Regions from separate parts of the Homo sapiens genome. Here region 1 is linked to region 2. Evidence: read pairs that join two places in POLR2A ChIA-PET (ENCODE). Cell type or tissue: K562. All regions are shown on one strand.

Region 1 (5,000 bases), 83 kb after region 2:
TTTTCAGTATACAAATCCTGTACCCTTTTTTTTTAGATTTACACCTAGTACTTTATTTTTTGAGCAATTGTAAATGGTATTGTATTTTAAATTTCATTGCCCATGTGTTCATTGCTAATATACTGAAATAAGATTGGCTTTTGTATGTTTATCTTGTATCCCACAATCTTGCTGAACTCACTTGTTCTAAGACTTTTTGTAGATTACGGGGAATTTCTACATAGACAGTTATGTCATCTGCAAATGGGGATAGTTTTGTTTTTTCCTTTACAAACTGTATACTTTTTTTATCTGTTTCTTGCTTTATTGCGAGAACTTCTAGAGCTGTGTTGAGTAATAGTGGATATCTTTGCCTTGTTCATGTTCTTATAGGGAAAGCATTCAGTCTTTCACCATTTAGTATAATGTTAGCTGTAGGGACTTTTTAGATCCCTTTACCAGATTGATGAAGTTCCTCTCTATTCCCATTTTTCTGAGAGGCTTTTTAAAAAAAGAATGAATGGGTGTTCGATTTTGTCAAATGCATTTCTGTGTCAGTTGCTATGAACATGTGTTTTTCTTATTTAGCCTGTTAATATGGTAGATTACATTGATTGGCTTTCTGATCTTGAGTCAGCATTGCATCCTTGGAATAAACTCCACCTGGGTGTGGTGTATAAATCTTTTTTTTTTTTTTTTTTTTTTTTGAGATGGAGTCTCGCTCTGTCACCCAGGCTGGAGTGCAGTGGTGTGATTGTGGCTCACTGCAAGTTCCTCCTCCTGGGTTCCCATCATTCTCCTGCCTCAGCCTCTCGAGTAGCTGGGACTCAGGAGCACGCCACCACGCCTGGCTAATTTTTTGTATTTTTAGTAGAGACAGGGTTTCACCATGTTAGCTAAGATGGTCTTGATCTCCTGACCTCGTGATCCGCCCACCTTGGCCTCCCAAAGTGCTGGGATTACAGGCGTGAGCCACCACACCTGGCTGGGTGTGGTGTATAATTCTTTATGTTTATTGTTTTGTTTTTTACTTTTATTTTAGAGATGGTGTCTTGCTTTGTTGCCCAGGCTGGAGTGCAGTGGTGTGATCATAGCTCACTCCATCCACTGACTCATGGGCCCAAGCTCCCTTCCTGCCTCAGGCTCCCAAGTAGCTGAGATTACTGGTATGCACCACTACACCTGTTTTTTTTTTTTTTTTTTTTTTTTTGGTAGAAATAAGGTCTCACTGTGTTGCCCAGGCTGGTTTCAAACTCCTGGCCTCAAGCTATCCTCCCACCTTGGCCTCTCAAAGTGCTGGGATTACAGGTGTGAGCCACTGAGCCTGGATCATTATTGTTGAATTGTTGGGTGATATTTTGATAAGGAATTTTATGTTTACATTCATGGGGGATAGTATTCTGTAGTTTTGTTTTTGTCTTATTGTTGTCAGGTCTTGGTATCAAGATAATATTTCTGTATTTACTGATGTGATAACGTTTATGATTTTCTCATTCTGTTAAAATGATTTAAAATTGATCGATTTTTAAAATATCAAACCAATTTTGCATTCTAGGAGTAGGGACCTAAATATATGTGATATATTAGACTTTTAAAATTTATTGCTGGATTTGATTTGTTAATATCTTGTTGAGGATTTTTGGTCTATATTTGTGCAGGATGTTGATCTTTTTCTTATAAAGCCTTTGTGGGGAGGCTTTCACGTCAGAGTTATACTAGCTACATTGAACAAATTGGGAAATGCTTCTTTCTTTTTTTTAATTTTTATTTTTGAGACAGAGTCTTGCTTTGTCACCTGGGCTGGAGTGCAGTGGCGCGATCTTGGCTAACTGCAACCTCCCCTCCTGGGTTCAAGCCATTCTCCTGCCTCTGCCTCTCGAGTAGCTGGGATTACAGGTGTGTACCACCACACCTGGCTAATTTTTTTTTTTGTATTTTTAGTAGAGATGGGGTTTCACCATGTTGGCCAGGCTGGTCTTGAACTCCTGAACTCAAGTGATCTACCCTCCTCAGCCTCCCAAAGTGCTGGGATTACAGGTGTGAACCACTGTGCCCAGCCTTTTTTTTTTTTTTTTTCTGAGACGGAGTCTCGCTCTGTCGCCCAAGCTGTAGTGCAATGGTGTGATCTCAGCTCACTGCAACCTCCACCTCCCCATTTCAAGCGATTCTTCTGCCTCAGCCTCTTGAGTAGCTGGGATTACAGGCACGTGCCACCATGCCTGGCTAATTTTTGTATTTTTAGTAGAGGCAGGGTTTCACCATGTTGGCCAGGCTGGTCACAAACTGCTGATCTCAAGTGATCCACCTGCCTCAGTCTCCCAAAGTGCTGGGATTACAGGCATGAGCCATTGCATCCAGCCTCATTCCCCTGTGTTTTCTAAAAGTTTGTATGAGATTGACATTATTTTTTTCCTAAAATGTTGGATAAAATTAACGAGTAAAGCTGTCTAGTTCAGACTTAGTTAAAAAGAAAAAGCCAGTAAAGCCATCTAGGCCTGGATTTTTCTTTGTAGGAAGGTTTTAAATTACATAATCAATTTGGTTTTTTCTATTAAATAGACTTTATTTTTTAGAGCAGTTTTAGTTTCAGGGAAAAATTGAGCCGAAAATACAGAGGGTTCCCATATATCTCACTGTTGTCCCCCAGTAAGCCCTCTCTGCTGTCAACATTCCACACCACGGTCGTGTTTGTTACAATTGATGAACCTACACTGACACTTCGTTGTCATCCAGAGTCCATAGTTAACATTAGGGTTCACTCTTGGTGTTGTACATTCTATGGGTTTTGAAGTGACACATATCTACCATTATAGTATCAAACAGAATAGTTTCACTGCCCTAAAAATTCTCTTGTTCACCTCCCACCCCCACCCCACTAACCACTGGCACCCACTGCTCCTTTTACTGTCTCCATAGTTTTGCCTTTTCCAGAAAACCTTGTAGCTGGAATCATATAGTATGTATGTATCCTTTTCACATTGGCTTCTTTCACTTAGTAATGTGCTTTTCAGTTTCCTCCATGTCTTTTCATGGCTTGATAGCTCATTTCTTTTTTGTGCTGAATAGTATTCCACTGTCTGGGTGTGCCATAGTTCATTCATCCATTCACCTACTGAAGGATGTCTTGATTGCTTCCGAATTTGAGCAATTTTGAATAAAGCTGCTGTAAACATCCACGTGCAGATTTATGGTGGATGTAAGTTTTCAGTTCATCTGGGTAAATACCAAGGAGAGTGATTGCTGGATCAGATGGTATATTTAGTTTTGTGAGAAACTACCTTATTAATATGCATATGCAAGCTAGGCACAGTGGCTCATGCCTATAAACCTAGCACTTAGGAGGCCGAGGCAGACAGATCACCTGAGGTCAGGAGTTCGAGACCAGCCTGGGCAACATGGTGAAACCCCTCTACTGAGAAAAAAAACAACAACAAAAATTAGCTGGGTGTGGTGGCACGTGTCTGTAGTCCCAACTACTTGGAAGGCTGAGGCAGGAGAATTGATTGAAGAGGCAGAGGCTGCAATGAGCTGAGATTGTACCACTGCACTCTAGCCTGGGCGATAAAGATAGAGTGAGACTCAGTCTCCAAAAAAAAAAAAAAAAAAAAGGCTGGGCATGGTGGCTCACGCCTGTAATCCCAGCACTTTGGGAGGTGAGGCGGGTGGATCATGAGGTCAGGAGTTCAAGACTAGCCTGACCAACATGGTGAAACCCCGTCTCTACTAAAAATACAAAAATTAGCCAGGTGTGGTGGTGCATGCCTGTAATCCCAGCTACTCAGGAGGCTGAGGCAGGAGAATTGCTTGAACCCGGGAGGTGGAGGTTGCAGTGAGCTGAGATTGTGCCACCGCACTCCAGCCTGGGCGGCAGAGTAAGACTCCATCTCAAAAAAAAAAAGAAAAATGCATACTCAAAGTGGCTGCATCATTTTGCATTCCTGTCAGCAATGAATGACGGTTTTTGTTGCTCCACATCCTCGTCAGCATTTGGTGTTGTCAGTGTTTTGGATTTCGGCCATTCTGACAGGTGTGTAGTGGCATCTTATTGTTGTTTTAATTTCCATTAATTCCCTGATGATATGATGTAGAGCATCTTTTCATATGCTTGCCTGCCGTGTCCATGTCTTCTTTGGTGAAGTATCCTTTTGGGTCTCTTGCTCATTGTTTCATCAGGTTGTTCATTTTCTTATTGTTGAGTTTTAAGAGTTCTTGGTATGTTATGGATAACAGACCTTTATCAAATATGTCTTTCACAAATATTTTCTCCTAATTTGTGTCTTGTCTTATTCTCTTGATAAATTCAGTTTTTAAAATAGACATGCAGCTACTCAGATTTTTAATTTCTTGTGTCAGTTTTGATAACTTTTGTCTAAGAAGTTCCCCATTTTGTCTAGTTGTCAAATTTGCTGGCATAAGGTTATTTTTTAATGTCTATGATGTCTCTTTGTTCATTTCTGATATTAATAATATGTGTTTTATCTTTTTTCTTTATTAGGTGTTTACCAACTTTATTAATATTTTCAAAGAGCTAATTTTTGTTTTATTTTTCTTAGTTGTTTCTTGTTTCATTGGTTTCTGCTCTTGATTTCCTTTCTATTAACATCAGGTTAATCTGTTCTTTTTTTACTAATACTTAAGATGGAAGCTTAGACAATTGATTTTAGACCTTTCTTTCCTAACAAGCACTTAAAGTTATAAATTCCCCCTTTTACGCACTATATTAAGCATGTCATACAAAAGTTGATGTTGTGTTTTCATTATCGTTGAGTTAGAACTATTTTCTGACTGCCCTTTTGATTTCTTCTTTTACCCATAGGTTATTTGGAAATGTCTTGCTTAATTTCCAAATATTTGGGAATATTCTAAATATCTATTTTTATCAATTTCAAATTTAATTCTGTTGTGGGTAGAGAATATATTTTATGTGATCTCAGTCTTTTTAAATTTATTCATACTTGTTTAAGGCCCAGCATATATGCGTGAACATTCTATGTAGACTTGAAAAGGATATATATTCTGTA
Region 2 (5,000 bases):
TTCAAAATGCGTGCCCACGCCTGCTCCCAGCCCCTGCCGGCCCACTGGCACTTTCAGCTGGGCCACCCCAGGTCAGCAAGGCCCAGGGCAGGGTCAGTTTCAGCCAGGCCCCCCAACTCTTCATATTTTCTAGCTGGGGAAATTGATGTCCAGAGTTTCTGGTCAGCAGCCAGCCTGGTGGGGACCCTCTGAGCTATCCTGCTAAGTGTGGATAGGCACGGTGCAAGAACAGCTCCTCATCTGCTCCTGGCCTCCTCCCTGACCCCTGCCTTTAAGAGCCCCCATCTGATGGTGGAGCTGCTGAGACCCCTGGAATGAGTGTGATTGTGTATGAGAGAGAGAGAGGAATGCGGGCCTGTAAGGGAAGTGTCACTACACAAATGAAACTGAGCTGAGTGTTCCAAAAATTTGGGGGGAGAGCATCCCCCAGCCCTCAACAGCATGCCCTGTGCTCTCCAGAGGCATTTCTGGGACCACACCCCTATCTGCAGCACAGGCGTTTTGGCCACTCTGAGCTGGGCCCTTCTCTCTCTCATGTTTTCTGGCTCAGCTGCTGGGTCCCTGATCACCCCTAGTCTGGCTCCTTTCCCTCAGCCTCTCATGCAGTTGGCCAGCATTCCTCGAGACGACTCCGGAACAGGCTACACACGGGGGACACAGAGATGAATGAGAACAGGGCCCTAGACTCTTGTGGGGAACCCAGCCCAGCCCCAGAGAGAGGGTCTGGGACCATCTTCTCTGAAAGAGGGGGCGGGGGAAGCCAGTCCAGGTGGTGAAAACAGGATGTCCCAAGGGTGGCAGGCCTGGAGTGCACAGAGGCCCGCCCCTTGAGCAGCATGGGGGTCTCCAGACTTCCCTGGGGCAGACGTCAGGGGGGCGGCGGCCTGTCCCACTGGGAGGTGAGTTTCCTTCCGGCAGCTCCTTCTCACGCAATGGGCGGGAAGGGGTTGGGGGCCCATTGTTCCCTGGCACGCTACCACCCCCAGCCCTCCCCAGCTTCTGGGTGGGGGGAGCAGTGGAAGGAAGTGGGCTGAGCCCAGGCCCTGGCAAGACCCCAGTGAGAGAGCGCAGGGTTTGGGGAAATGCTGGCTCACGTGTGGGCCTGGTGTGTGCACAGCTGCACATGCCACACGTGTGTCGGGGGTCCATCTTGCCCTGAGTCCACCTTTCTCAGGATTTCTGGTGTGTGTGTGTGTGTGTGTGTGTGTGTGTGTGTGTGTGTGTGTGTTGTACCCTGACCTGTAATTTGGCACTTTACACACATTATCTCATTAAACCTCCCACCCAACCTGTAAGATAAGATTATCATCCCCAGTTGCGAGATGAGAAAGTCTAGACTCAGAAAGTTTATGTCACAGGCCCAAGGTTAGTGGGTGAGCTGGGATTTTCTTCTGGATCTGTGAGCCAGCCTCTGGTCTCATCTCTTTTCCCTTTCCCAAGCCCTGTAATTATCTTAATACTGGCCTGGGGTGGAGGGGTAAATACAGAGGTGAAGGCCTGGGGGAACCTATTGAGTATCACCTATGCCACTATGTTATCTTAAACCCAGAAAAACCCGCTGGGCTGCAGGGCCCACAGGGAGAGTGCAGGTCCCTCAATGCAGAGCAGAGTCTGCTTCCCTTATTAGTGCAGGGTGATGGGCATCGGGCAGGCTCCTTGCCCAAAAGTGCCCCCCTCCGCCCCATTGCACTGCCTGAGAGGCTCCATCGCAGCTGTACTCCAGAGGACTCTAGTGAACCTGGTGTTATGTCATGGCAGAGGGGTGGACAGAATGCAGGGTCTCAGAACTAATTTTGAGGGGGATCACTAAAGAATGGGGAGCTTGGCTCAGGGTATGGCTACCTCTGGTGGCAGTCCCCTCTCAGGGACAGGAGCCAGTGATAGGGATAAGATATAGGGCAAGCTCATGGACTGACGCTGAACTGCATAAACCCTGGTCTAGTCAGCCTCTGCTTGGTTCCCCCACCCAGATGGTATACTCACTACCATTCTTTCAGAGAGTCTGCACCCTCCTCAGATTCCTTTGTCAACTGGAAAATCCTTCCTTGGGGGGCAAGTTACTTTAAGACTGAGATTTGGCTGGGCATGGTGGCTCATGCCTATAATTGCAGCACTTGGGGAGACCGAGGTGGGTGGATCACCTGAGATCAGGAGTTCGAGACCAGCCTGGACAACATGGTAAAATCCCATACTCTAATAAAAATACAAAAATTGGCCGGGCACGGTGGCTCACGCCTGTAATCCCAGCACTTTGGGAGGCCGAGGCAGGCGGATCACGAGGTCAGGAGATCGAGACCATCCTGGCTAACACGGTGAAATCCCGTCTCTACTAAAAATACAAAAAATTAGCCAGGTGTGGTGGCGGGCGCCTGTAGTCCCAGCTACTCAGGAGGCTGACGCAGGAGAATGGTGTGAACCCAGGAGGCAGAGCTTGCAGTGAGCTGAGATCGCACCACTGCACTCCAGCCTGGGCGACAGAGCGCGACTCCATCTCAAAAAAAAAAAAATTGGCTGGGCATGGTGGCACATGCCTGTCGTCCCAGCTACTTGGGAGGCTGAGGCAGGAGAATTTCTTGAATCCAGGAGGCGGAGGTTTCAGTGAGCCGAGATCGCACCACTGCACTCCAGCCTGGGCGACAGAGCAAGACTCCACCTAAAAAAAAAAAAGAGAGAGAGAGGCTGAGATTTATCTGGGCAGATCTGGGTGAGGGAGACCCCAGTGACTGAGTTCATTTGCATAGGGACTGAGTGGAATCCTGGGAGGGAGGTCACCCTTAGGGAAAAAAGAGCCAGGCAAGACCACCTGACCCAGTGTTCCAACCTTAGTTAGAGCAGTGTAAGCTGGTTTGCAATGGGGTGTGTGTTAAAGCTATTTCTAATTTGTTGTTAGGAGGTCTCAACCTGGGAGTCACGGGAAAAGATGAGAGCAAAGATAATTTTCTTTGTAGTGTGGGTGTGAGGAGAGGTGGGCAGAGCAGAAAAGTGACAAATGGAGGCTTTTGTGTGTTCCGCTAGCTTTCCGCTGTGCCATTGTTTCTTCCAGGACTTGTGTGCAGGGATCCCTTGCTGAGGTAGCTTAGACCCTGTGACCCTCACTCTGTTGCCTGTGGCTATTTACCAGGGTAAACATTGCTCCAAGGGGACCCAACCACTGACTGACTGTGGTCTCTGACCTGTGTAGCCTGGCTGAAAAAGATGAGCTGAGCCAATCAAACCCCTCTCTCAAGAAGCTGAAACTAGGCTGGGCGCGGTGGCTCACGCCTGTAATCCCAGCACTTTGGGAGGCGGGCGGATCACGAGGTCAGGAGATCGAGACCGTCCCCGGTGAAACCCCGTCTCTACTAAAAAATACAAAAAAATTAGGCGGGCATGGTGGTGGGCGCCTGTAATCCCAGCTACTGAGGAGGCTGAGGCAGGAGAATGGCATGAACCCAGGAGGTGGAGCTTGCAGTGAGCCAAGATTGCGCCACTGCACTCCAGCCTGGGCCACAGAGCAAGACTCCATCTCAAAAAAAAAAAAAAGAAGCTGAACTAGCTCGGCACGGTGGCAGGAGACTGAGAGACTGAGGCAGGAGGATATTGCTTGAACCCCAGGAGTTTGAGGCCGCAGTGAGCTATGATTCGCCAGTGTACTCCAGCCTGAGGGACAGAGGGAGACCCTCATCTCTTTAAAACAACAAAAAACAAACAAACAAGAAAGACCTGTACTAAGATATAAACGAAAGATCTGGTATCTGGTTGGTGGTAGATGCTTGACATAAAGGGAGTTGGGGATCTGAACTGAACAGGTGGGGAGGTCTAGAGAAGTCTCTTAATTTTCCCTACCAGGCAGAGGTGGGATTCCCAGCTCAAGGTTTTTCCCACCATTCTACCATCTTTCATTCCACCATCTTTGCCAAAAATCACCCCTCACCGGGTACACTGCACTTCGAAATTTGCCAGGCACTCACTGGATTTGCCCACAGCCTTATTAAGCAAGAGGCTGGCAGAGCAGGGGTCATTGCTAGTGGCCTGAACTTCAGGCTAATGGTGCTGGAGAAGACCTCACAGAAGGCTGAAGATGGGGTCGAGGCCTGTGAGGGGTGGGACTGGCCCAAGGTCACCCACACTTGGAACCTGAGTGCAGGACTCCTAGCCCTCTGGCCAAGAGCTCTTTCTAACTCTCCATGCCGTTCCTTGATCATGTAGTGTTTCCAAGCTTCCTGTTCCAGTCCCACAATCCTGACTCAGGGAGAGACACAGGTAGGGAAGAGACCCTGGAGGTGGTATAGGGCAAATGGTGCAGTCCTGAATCTCTCCACCACACATGCCCTCCTCATGCTTCCTGAGCCTCAGGCTTCTCATCTCTAAAGTTGGTATAACAGTACCCATCTCCTGTGGTTGTTGTGAGAATAGCCTGAGATGATGCGTGTCCAGGGCCTACCAGGAAAAGATAGAACAGGCTGGTCCCACCTGCCTCGTACCTGCTGTGGGAGGCAGGAATGGCAAGCAGCGGGGCGAAGTCTCCAATTCCTCCTACCTTGGCTCTGGCCAGAGGGGAGCTCTAGGCCAACCAGTTAAAGATTGGCCAGGTGTGCATGAGAAGCTCAAGCCATCTCCAGACCACAGTGAGCCAGATGGGGCAGTGGCTGTATGGTGACCATCGAGCCACCTCAGATCGGTCCTGAAATTACCTCAGGGAGCTGGGCCCTGCTGATTCTTAGATTGGCAAAGTATGGCAATGCCTGCTTGCGGCTTGCCGGGAGGTTTTTTTTGTTTTGTTTTGCTTTTTGTTTTGGGACAAAGTTTCGCTCTTGTCGCCCAGGCTGGAGTGCAATGGCGTGATCTCGGCTCACTGCAAACTCTGCCTCCGGTGTTCAAGCGATTCTCCTGCCTCAGCCTCCAGAATAGCTGGGAATACAGGCACCTGCCACCATGCCTGGCTAATTTTTGTGGTTTTAGTAGAGATGGGTTTTTTTTTCTAAGCTGGAGTCTCACTCTGTTGCCAGGCTAGAGTGCAG

What was found. ChIA-PET counts read pairs that join two places held together with the same protein. Peaks named below come from ENCODE experiments on the same cell type or tissue, not always from the same donor. Only the 100,000 strongest peaks of a DNase experiment are listed, where the experiment ranks them.
Region 1: POLR2A ChIA-PET joins it to region 2 with 5 read pairs; 6 of 35 experiments call an interaction of 5 or more read pairs at or near these places.

The regions. Positions count from the first base shown.
Region 1 is chr15:74,675,947-74,680,946 of GRCh38, reverse strand. All of the region lies in intron 1 of EDC3 (enhancer of mRNA decapping 3), which reads left to right. Among named protein-coding and RNA genes, the nearest start is that of EDC3, 18 kb to the left of the region's middle. In K562, no CTCF peak of the experiment used is centred here; no DNase peak of the experiment used is centred here.
Region 2 is chr15:74,758,489-74,763,488 of GRCh38, reverse strand. No RefSeq gene overlaps it. Among named protein-coding and RNA genes, the nearest start is that of CYP1A2, 12 kb to the right of the region's middle. In K562, no CTCF peak of the experiment used is centred here; a DNase peak (open chromatin) is centred at 3,104; H3K27me3 peaks cover 3,435 bases.